Linked DNA regions of Mus musculus: region 1 is linked to region 2. Evidence: chromatin loops called from intact Hi-C (ENCODE). Cell type or tissue: left cerebral cortex. All regions are shown on one strand. Links, peaks and the distances in the headings refer to the core of each region. The heading gives the core; the rest is flanking DNA.

Region 1 (4,978 bases), core at 696-4,695, 350 kb after region 2:
TCTCATGATGAGTCCTGTGGTCCTCCTGTGAACAGTGTATTAGCTCTGCTCCTACTGAGCAGAGTTGGAATCCCACTGTATTTGTGCACATTAGACAGTCTAATCTAATTACAATTGATTCAGGAGTTGCAGTCATCATTTGTTTGGTTTTTTTTTTTCCTTTCTGCATCTTTAAAATGTGCTTCAAGATCACCATTTACAAGGTCTGCTCCAGGGCTTGAGGAACGTGTTTAAGAGTGATTGTCTAAACCGGGCGTGGTGGCACATGCCTTTAATCCCAGCACTTGGGAGGCAGAGGCAGGCGGATTTCTGAGTTCAAGGCCAGCCTGGTCTACAAAGTGAGCTCCAGGACAGCCAGGGCTATACAGAGAAACCCTGTCTCGAAAAACAAAAAAACAAAACAAAACAAAACAAAACAAAAAAAAAACCAAAAAAACAACAACAACAAAACAAAACAACAACAACAACAAAAAAGAGTGATTGTCTAGGGAGTGTAATAATTTGCAAATAAGTCCATAGTTCATCTGTATGCTAGGGTATTTTAAAAGCCCTTTTTTATTACAAAAAACATTCTAAATAGCATGAAAATAGAAAGCAGAGTATGACAAGCACTGGTATATTTATCACTCAGAGTCAAGAATATTGCTATATTCATTTTATCTCTGTGTATACATGGATCTCTTTCCCTAAGCCATTTAAAACCGAATTATGCATTTCAAACACTTAGAAATGGTTGTATATCATTGTACAAATCCATAATTTTATTAGTGTACTGAAAAATTAACAATTCATTCCTAAGGCTATATTTAATATTAGCACATGTTCAGACTTCCTAAACTGTCCAAGTACTTTTAGTGACTGGGACCTAGGATTAGCAGTGTTAGTGGTTTGAATTAGTGGAGGCAATATCAACAGTCCAAGGATGCCCTAGGGCAAGATTTCTCAAAGTTGGCATGACTGACATCCTGGATAGTTCTTTGCTATAGAGACTCGCTTCTTCTGCATTGCAGGAGGTTTCGATGGGTCCCCAGCTTCTACCTGTTAGCTTCTACTTGCACTTCCACCTTAACTGTAATAGTCAAGAATATCTTCAGACTTTACTCAACGTCATCAGCTAAGGAGTAAGGGTGGAGAATTAATTAAGAATTAAAATTGTCTTGGGGAAGATATGACAATAAAGTTTACACTATGAGACAGACTCTTAGCATTGTTGGGATATTTTACATACATTATAATGTGCATCTCTTCTGGATAACAGGTCTGTGAGGTAGGGACCCTTCTTTGATTTTTGCAGGTGGGGAAGGTTCTTAGTAAGATTCTGGGCTGTTGCTGAGGTTCACACCTGGTCTATTCTGTCTCAAAGATAATTCTTTGTTCATAGTCCAAGCTGTTTCTCTTTCTGACAACAGAGAATAAAATGCTGGAATGCTGGCATCCCAGGCTTAAGTGCAGAAGTGTGAGGCTCACTATGAGCTCTGAGAGGGAAGAGAATTGGTATGGTTAGAGTATCCATCCAGAGAGAGCAGGGAACTTCACCAGCAGTCTTCTGGGGGCTCTGTTGTTAGTGAATACTTAGAGAAGGGACAGCCATGAGAGCAGCCTTAGAGTGGAAGGGACAGGGATTGGATTTCAGACACTAAAGAAAACTTGGAAAGTCCCTGAGGTACAGCAACAGGGTGAAACTCCTTCATTCTTCCAGTGAATAAGCATTGAGCTTCTATCTTCCAGTGTCTTCTCCTATTGCTTTCTTTGGGCTCCTAAAGTCTTTATTGTAGAGGTAGTTCATCTACTTCATTAAATTTAAAAATAGTGGACATGGTGACACATACCTGTAATCACAGCACTTGGGTGGTAGAGATAGGGGATCAGTTCAAGATCCTCTTTAGTTTACAGGCTGAGAACTAGCCTGGGTTATAGGAGAACCTGGTTCAAAATAAAAGTAGAAAACCAGGGGTTTTCCCTCTGTGTTGTGTGTGATGCAGGTTTCTCTACTTAAGGTATGATTCACAGAGCCTCCCCCCTGGAAGAGCTTTTAGAGGTCAAAGAAATTTGAGTGTCTAAGAGGTAAACAATAGCACTACAATGTAACATTTGACTAAAAGGGGTAATATAAGTATAAACTTTACTATTTATTATGATTTCAGTTGTTTAACAAGGCTGAATAGGAGAAAAAATTAGAAGTGGTCAGGCGTTTTTCTTTTCTTGATGCCAAATGTCATAATCACATGTAAGAGTATCCAATTACAGGTAGGTTGATTGTGCTCCCAAGTCATTTGAACAAATAGCTACTCAGCTTCCATGGATTTAAAAAAAAAAAAATTAAGTAAACAGAGTTAGCCTCTTCACTTACCTAACAAAGATAATCATTTGGTAATCATATAATTTGTGAAATCGGGAAGATACTTTCCCAAACTGCACGGTTTCCTTTTAATGTTTAGAATCACTATATTAAACATTTTTGATTGGTTTAAATTATTTGAAAATCATCATTCAAACGTTTCCTTCGGATCTTAGTCAGTACTTATTTGGTAGATTTATCAAGTGAAAACAAACATATGTTTGTCTGAAATAAATTAATTTTCAGTTTTACACGCATTTTTTTTTACTTTCATTCTCAGACAATAAACATGTTTTACAGTGACATACTTTTTTTTTTTAATTTGCACACGAGCTACACCAGCAGGGGGCGAAATACAAAAGGAATAAATTTGACAAGCCATATAGATTTTTCTCACTTCAGTGACTGGCCAATAACAAAAATATTCAGCATAACCACAAAGCAGCAATGCAGTCTCTGTTATCTTGCAATGACTGAATTGTGAGGAGACAAATGAGGGTCTATTTTAGTTCTTCAAGTTAATTTGTCTAGAACATTGCAGAGGCAGGATAAACCATGATGAATTGCTATTGTCCTTATCTTTTTCAACGTGTGTAATTCCTCCAGTCAAAGGGCTAGACAGTTCTCTGAGATGACGGGTGTTTTCAGTCCTTGTTCCTTTCGGTTACTGCTGAGCTTTGCGGTTTGGGAACTATTTTAAATAATTCAGCGTGGGCAGAAAGAGAACCCGGCAGGGCTCAGGGTTTGTAGGGTAGAGTCCAGGGTTCACCGTCTGAGACAGGAATAAAAATCCTGCAGCTTTGTCTGAGTTTTACAGTGGAATGGTTTCTAACAGAGTCATAATAAAGGACGGGGAGATGTTATTAAAAAAAGACCAATTGCTCAGGAACCGATGGAAACAAAAACCTCTTATGACCTCTATTGTATAGAATCGCTCAAATGCACAAGTTGATTGGAAAGATGTATGAAAATGATCATCTTCTCCAAACACCAACACAATTCTGGACTGATTTTTGTAGAAGACCATTTGTTAGTTTGCCTGCTGACTTCTCGTCTTAAGTAGGACAATCACTTCTCGTTTGTTAAATAACAGCTTCCTCTTTTGTTGGCTTACATAAAAAGGGAAGGGAATGAAAGTCTTTTATTCCGGGCAAAAAGGACAAGCTGCTGAATGTTGTCCAGCCGGTTTTTCAGCAGAGATCTGGTTCCGTATTTCCATACGTCTGCAGTTTTATTCCAAGGCGGAACTTAACCCTCTCCCCGGCTCATCGGGAAAGTACTGGGCGGAGAGAAGCTCAGGTCTGTGGCCCGGAGCGCTGCCTCAGAGGGTCGGGAGGGGAGGGAGGACGTCCCCAGCCCACACTTCAGTGAGTACGGAAAAAAGACCGTTTGCCCGCAACCAAAATGGCGAACGTCGTTCCACACGACGGCGCCTGCGCAGAAGTAAGAAGTCTGTGACACTAATTCCCCTGGAGTGTCCTCCCCCACCCCGGCACCCACCAGCGCCCGGCCCCGACCTAGCCACCTGCGCCCGGAAGTGACGTATGGACAGCAGCGGTTCCCCGCTGCATGATGGGAGAGTGTGTGGAGTGGGCGGGGGTCTCCGCGGAGGAGGAGGAGGCGGAGGCGGCGGCGGCGGCGGAAGAGGGCGGAGGGTAGTGGGATGGGGGTCCCGCGGCAGCGCTGAAACTCCGGGTGGGCGTCCATGGCGCCGCGCCGCTGACAGGGCTGGGAACAGCTCCCCTTCCGCCCTCACCAGCTCAGCGTCCGAGTAACCGGTCCTTCCCCGGGGAGCCAGTTCCTCCCCGGGCCGCCGAGCCATGCCCATCGCGGCCGCCCGGGACGAGCCAGGTGAGTGCTGCCGCCGCGCTCCCGGGGTGCGGAGGACCCGGCCCGGCTAGTCGCCCCGGCCTGGAGCGCCTGCCCGCGTCGGCCCGCGTGCGGGCCTGCGAGCTCCGGCGCGGGCTCTGCTCTTCTCCGCGGGTGCGGAACGCCGCTGGCAGCGCCCGAAGCCGAGTGGCACGGCGCTCGGCATCCCAGGCTCGGCCGAGGAGAGCCAGCCGTGCCCTCCCGGCCGCCGTGGCCCGCCCTGCCTCTCGCCGTCCACCCGCCCCGAGCTGCGCGCCGGGGTTCCCTCCCGGCCGCTGTGTAGAAGTTTGGGGCTCCGCTCCGGCGTCCTCCTGCTCCCACCTCCCTCGTGACAGGTGTAAACACTGTCTGCCTCGCGGAGGCCCGAGGCCGGCTGCTGCAGGACTGTGCCGCCTCGAAGGGTCTCTGAATGCTCCAACGGACAGAGACGGCCCAGAGCTGTGTCCCTTGCGGAGAGGACCTTTTAGGCACTCCTCAGGAAATTATCTGTGTCTTCTCCCTCCTTGCGTCCGAAAGTTGAGCCATTATTCTTTAAGCTCCCGACGTGGCAGGTGCTGCCGGGGACAGAGGGTGAACGGTGGTGGGTTCTTTTTCCCTTTGGAAACGGAGACTAGTTGTGCTTCCTACCGCCCCCACCTTGTTGGTTTATTCAAGTTATAGCGTGATGTCCCTCTGAATCTGAATCTGTTGCGGTTGAGGAAAGAACTGACTCATACATGTAAATATTAACGGGGAGGGGGCAGGGAGCGTCAAAGGAGCGTTGGTTCTGTT
Region 2 (4,978 bases), core at 349-4,348:
TAACCATATAAGCAATCTTCTATACATTTAAGTGTTCCATTTTCAAATTGCTCAACAGATCTCTTAACAAACTTCAGAAAGGGGATAGGTTGGGGAACAGAAGAAAAAATATCTAAAGTCTCACTTTCGTTTTCTGACACACCTACTAGATTTAAAATCTGGGGGCATTACAAAATTAAATTAAGTGTGTAAATGAAAATAATGCTATTACAGTTCTAAATCTCATACAACTTAGGAAAAGAACTTGTAGAAATAACACTTGATTTAAAGTTTTCACACCTTCCATTTGATACCAAAAGTGTTTAAAAGATTAATTGCCCTCAGAGTATTTACTACAGATGTTAACTGTGAAAAAAAAAAAAAAAAGAAAGAAAGAAACCCAAAGAAATTATATGCTATATTTAGACAATAAGGAGAATGTTTCAAGTATGTGTATTTGAATACTCTGGGGAAATATGTTGTTACCTGTGAAAATGCATCATAAACCGAAACAAGAAATTGAGGAACTGCACCCTGTTCACAATTCAAAAACTTTAAATTCACACGACTAGGCAAACTCGGTTAATGTGGAGAAAAGACATTGTGCTATCTGACACAAAAGATCACCTGCTACGAAGACAAAGTAACACTCTACTACCCGAAAGTAAAGAGCCTTTGAATCAAAACAGACAACCTTTGATACACAAAAGCTTCAATTCTCGGTTTAATAAAGCGTCCTGTGGATGAGATGCTCAATATTTGTTGATGGAAGAGTGCTGGGGCTAAAACCAACGAGCATATTGTGAGTAGTGACTAAACATGTTAAATGTAGGTTAAGTAAAAACTATCCCCTCCCTCATCATTGTTGTCTGACTTTGTAAGAGATCTGCACATATAAACATAATATATGGCGAAGTGAGTTGATGACTTACAGTATCTTCACCACTCGGAACATTTTTCAGAAAGTCCTTTGAGGTTTTAAGATTCAAATACTATTTAAAAAGAATTATTGTTTCAACTACCTAACAATTACCTAGACTTCTTCCAGACTTCATTTAACCTGTAAGTAAAATGAGCATCTTTAACTTTTCCACAGGGCATTTGGAGAATGAGTTATTACTCATAAACGCTTTCGGAGCCTCAGACACCAGCGCGGTACATCAAGCGTATCCATCAATTTGAGGGCTTTCTGGACCTCAGTTTACCCACGTACGGAAACGGGCTTGGCAAGGGCCGGGAGGTGAAATTAATTAGTGTTTTTAAAATGCTCTGAGATTCCCAAGATGAAAGGAAACGTAGAGGCACGCAGAGATGATGACAATAATCATAACAATAAAAAGAATGACTAACTTGGAATTCTGTGTTACGTAAGGAAGCTGAGAAGTTATCAGATTCACACAAACAAAAGAAAAGCCCACCGCCCCTTTGTTCCCCTTCCACTTCGCCGGCCTGCAGCCTGGCCGCGGGAGCGAGAACCGGGCCGCCGAGCTGGGGCTCCCCTCCGCCGCGCACCCGCTCCAGCCGTGGGGGAGGGCGTTCCGGGCAGCTCCTCACAAAGGCGCTTCCTCCCTCCGCGCGGGATGCGGCGCCGCAAACTCTGCTCCCCGCCGCCTCCCCGCGGGCGGGCGGGCGCGCAGGCCGCCGCGCCGCCACCGGCAAAGGCTCGGAGGAAGTTCCGCGCCGCCGGCCCTCGCGCCCCCGTTCGCCGCCCGCGCCGCACTCACCGGACGACTGCTGGTGGCCGGAACGCCAGCTCGGCCCGCCGCACGGACACCCGGGGCGCGGGGGCGGCGCGAGCACCGGTTGAACGCAGGCACCAGCGGAGCCCGCCGCCTTCCCGCCAGCCGCCGAGCCCCGCGAGGCCGAGTGGAACGCAGAGCCGAGCGCGGACTAGAGAGGGAGGCTCGGGCCCGCTTTGTGGTGAGCTCCCCGGGCTGCAGGCAGATCCGGTGGCGCCGCACGGCCGCTGCTGCCGCTGCTGCTGTTGTCGCTGCCGCTGCTGCTGCTGTTGCTGGCGCTGGAGAAGGCGGCGGCGGCGCCCCCGACGGTCCCTCCGCCTCGAACCGCCTTTGGGTCACTGACACACACTGGGAAGGAGGGACCGGGACTAGCGGGAGGGCGGGGCATAAGGGTAAGGGGCAGGGCCACATCGCGAGGCGGTGCCGAGAGGGCTCTTGGGAACTGTAGTTCTCTTTACCGAGAGAGAAAAAAAAAAGTATCTGTTGTGGAGGAGCCTACTGCTGGCTCTGCGCTGTGCACGCGCAAGGGGGTTGGGGCGGGGACTGTTGCCATAGTCACCCATTCACTAAGCCTGAAGGTTCTGGACTGTAGTTGACTAAACAAGGCTGGTCTTGTGTCTTTGGTGCCATTGGGTTCCTGCCCACAGCCAGTCCCTCCTGCTTCACCCCACCCCCAACCACTTCCAAGTGCCCAGTGAAATCTAACTTCCTCTTGACATGGCAGTCTCCTTGGTTGTTTAGATTTCTTCTGCAAATCATAAATACCCCCTTCCTTTGCCTCCTTCAAGAGAATTACCCAAGGTACTAAAAATCTACTTGTTCTTAGTGTTTTAACAATTAGGTTATAAAACTGTAGGGAGCGTGACCATTAACAGAATTCTGTAATTTCTTTGTTCGGTTAGTTACATTTAATTCCAACCCAAGTTCAGCATTAACAGCATTGTTGGATCATTGTACTGCAATTTGTTCATCTGAAAATCTATAGTTCTTCAAACATCCAGATTCCATAAATATATATTCAAAAGATAAGTAGAGAGAGTTCAGAACTGTTCAATGTATGTATTAGCCGATTCAAGTTTCTCACTATCAAATTACAACATACGGCACCTTGAAACATGGTATGGGTATGTTGTGCTCAGCTAAGTCTTACACCCTTTCTAAATGACCAGGTATGCATGTATGGTGGTGTGAGAAAACACAGTACTGGCTCTCCAGAAGGTTTACAGGTAATTTGCCTCAGTTTCCCTTAATAGAGTACCTAGAACCTGGAAGAAAAAACATTAATGCCAAGGAATCAGACATCTATTTCAAGATGGGAAACTAAGGATTTTCAAATAGTCTTAGGATCAAAAACCCTGGATGCCCACAGACCACATAATTATTTGATCAATGAAGAAATAAGTAATTTAAGAAACAAGTACACGGGAGACAGAGAATGGCTCAGCAGGGCTCAGCAGTTAAGAGCACTGGTCACGCTTCCAAAGGACCTGGCTTCTTTTCCAGCACCAATGTGGACACTCACAGCCTCCTGTAACTTCAGGGAATCCAACACCATCTTCTGGCCTCATTGGCCCATAGACATATATGCAGGCAAGACACCTGTATTTAAAATATTTAATGTAGATATTTAAATAAAATACTAAAAAACAAGTAAAGGTATTTACTATGTGCCAGGCACTTTATTGGGCCTCAAAAATAGAGCTGTAAAGATATAAAAGAGACATACTTTGTATTCATTGTCCCCTCTCTCTGCCAAGGAAGAGACAGATAAATGGACTCAGTGTGATCTATGCTGTCATAGGAAAATTCAGACTACCTCAGACTCAGGCAGGGTCAGGAAGTGCTTCAAAGATCATTTGAATGTGGGCTGACTCACGGCTTCCACGTTTGTGTATTTTATTGGCAAAGGTGGAAGAGAGCAGTGAAGGAGCAGGGAGCTCGAGGACACAGAGGCTAATGGCACATTTGCTGGCGGTGGCAGAAGCACACTGGGGAGAGAGGCATGAGGAAACTTCAAGAAAATGAAGGAGACAGCTAAGCCCATGAAGGGTGGGGGTAATATGCTAAAGAATGTCATCTTTTTTTTATTTCTTCTGGAAGCAGTATTCAAACATGAGTTTTTGATAAGATATATTTGAGAAGCTTAATGGACCCTGATCAGGGTAAATGCGCATTCATATAAAAACTACCACAGGACTTATGAGATGGGTCAGTGGGGTTGAGTGCTCACTCTTAAGCCTAACAGCCTGAATGCCAAAAATTGTAAATATGTAAGATCCCCCTTCATCAAAAACATTTTAAAGATAATTTAAGGCAAAAACAACAATGTTGAGGTTTGATCTTGCTCTCTATTGTAATGCTAAATGTGGGCCCCCAAGACTTGGAGTCTGTACATAGACTTGTGACCCTACCCCCAAGTTATTTCTGATCAGTAAATAAAGATGCCAACAGCCAATAGCTGGGCAGAAGAGACATAAGTGGAGTTTAGGCTTCTCAGGCTTGGAGTCCTAGGAGACAGGGAGGAGAGGAGTGCAGGAGGAGGGAGGAGAAGCCACCATGGGTTAAGTGAGCCATAAAAGTGCAACCCTGGGGGCTGTCCAGTGGGAGTTAAGAGCATCCCAGATGAAACATAGTAAATATTAAGTAATAATTTGTATTTATCTATAAGAAAGTAGATTCTAATAGCATAGAAGGTAGATAGCTGCCCAGTTCTTGTGCTGTTTACGGCTTATTATAAATATAAATGTAGGGGTTGTTCTGATGCTCTGATCAGGAATCTTCATGGGAACCTGAAGGTCCTGTCCCCAGTTGGTTCTTGATTGATCAGTAAAGATGCGAGCTGCCAATGAGCTCGGAGGAATAGGCAGGACTTGCAGTCTGCCCCTCTCCCCCAGCCTCTACCCCCCACTCCACACAGGCAAACTAGCAGATCAAGGAGAGAAAAGATTTGCCATGCTTCAGATGGGGAAAAAAACATCAGCCATGTCAGATCTCAGGCAGAGTGGCCATCAGCTTCTTCCCCAATTAGGCCTGGGGTAGCAGGTGGGATATTAGAAACATAATCAAGCTGAGGGCAGATTTAGGACGCTGAACAAGGAGAGGATAAACGGGCAACAAAGTAAAGGGCAGAATTAGAGGTACTGAGCTGGGAGTGAAGAGAAGGGTGTAAAAGCTGAAGAAGGCTTAGGAGAGCCTGGCCACTGAGCTAAAGCATATCAAAGATGAGCTAGTGTGTGTGTGTGTGTGTGTGTGTGTGTGTG

Evidence for each region. Peaks named below come from ENCODE experiments on the same cell type or tissue, not always from the same donor. Only the 100,000 strongest peaks of a DNase experiment are listed, where the experiment ranks them.
Region 1: a loop joins it to region 2, with 3 times the contacts of the local background. A loop is called at or near these places in 2 of 42 quality-filtered maps.

Annotation. Positions count from the first base shown.
Region 1 is chr11:20,740,517-20,745,494 of GRCm38, reverse strand. Aftph (aftiphilin) reads left to right here and starts at 3,939. Exons shown (of 10, transcript NM_001290545.1): 1 at 3,939-4,189. It overlaps Gm46272 (predicted gene, 46272), which reads right to left and starts at 4,863. Exons shown (of 1, transcript NR_168691.1): 1 at 2,106-4,863. In left cerebral cortex, for the core only: a CTCF peak has its summit at 2,685 (motif pointing right); DNase peaks (open chromatin) are centred at 2,739, 2,964, 3,789 and 4,567; H3K4me3 peaks cover 2,299 bases; H3K27ac peaks cover 2,358 bases.
Region 2 is chr11:21,088,404-21,093,381 of GRCm38, reverse strand. It overlaps Peli1 (pellino 1), which reads right to left and starts at 2,058. Exons shown (of 7, transcript NM_023324.2): 1 at 1,704-2,058. In left cerebral cortex, for the core only: no CTCF peak of the experiment used is centred there; DNase peaks (open chromatin) are centred at 871, 1,164, 1,590 and 2,180; H3K4me3 peaks cover 2,165 bases; H3K27ac peaks cover 1,951 bases.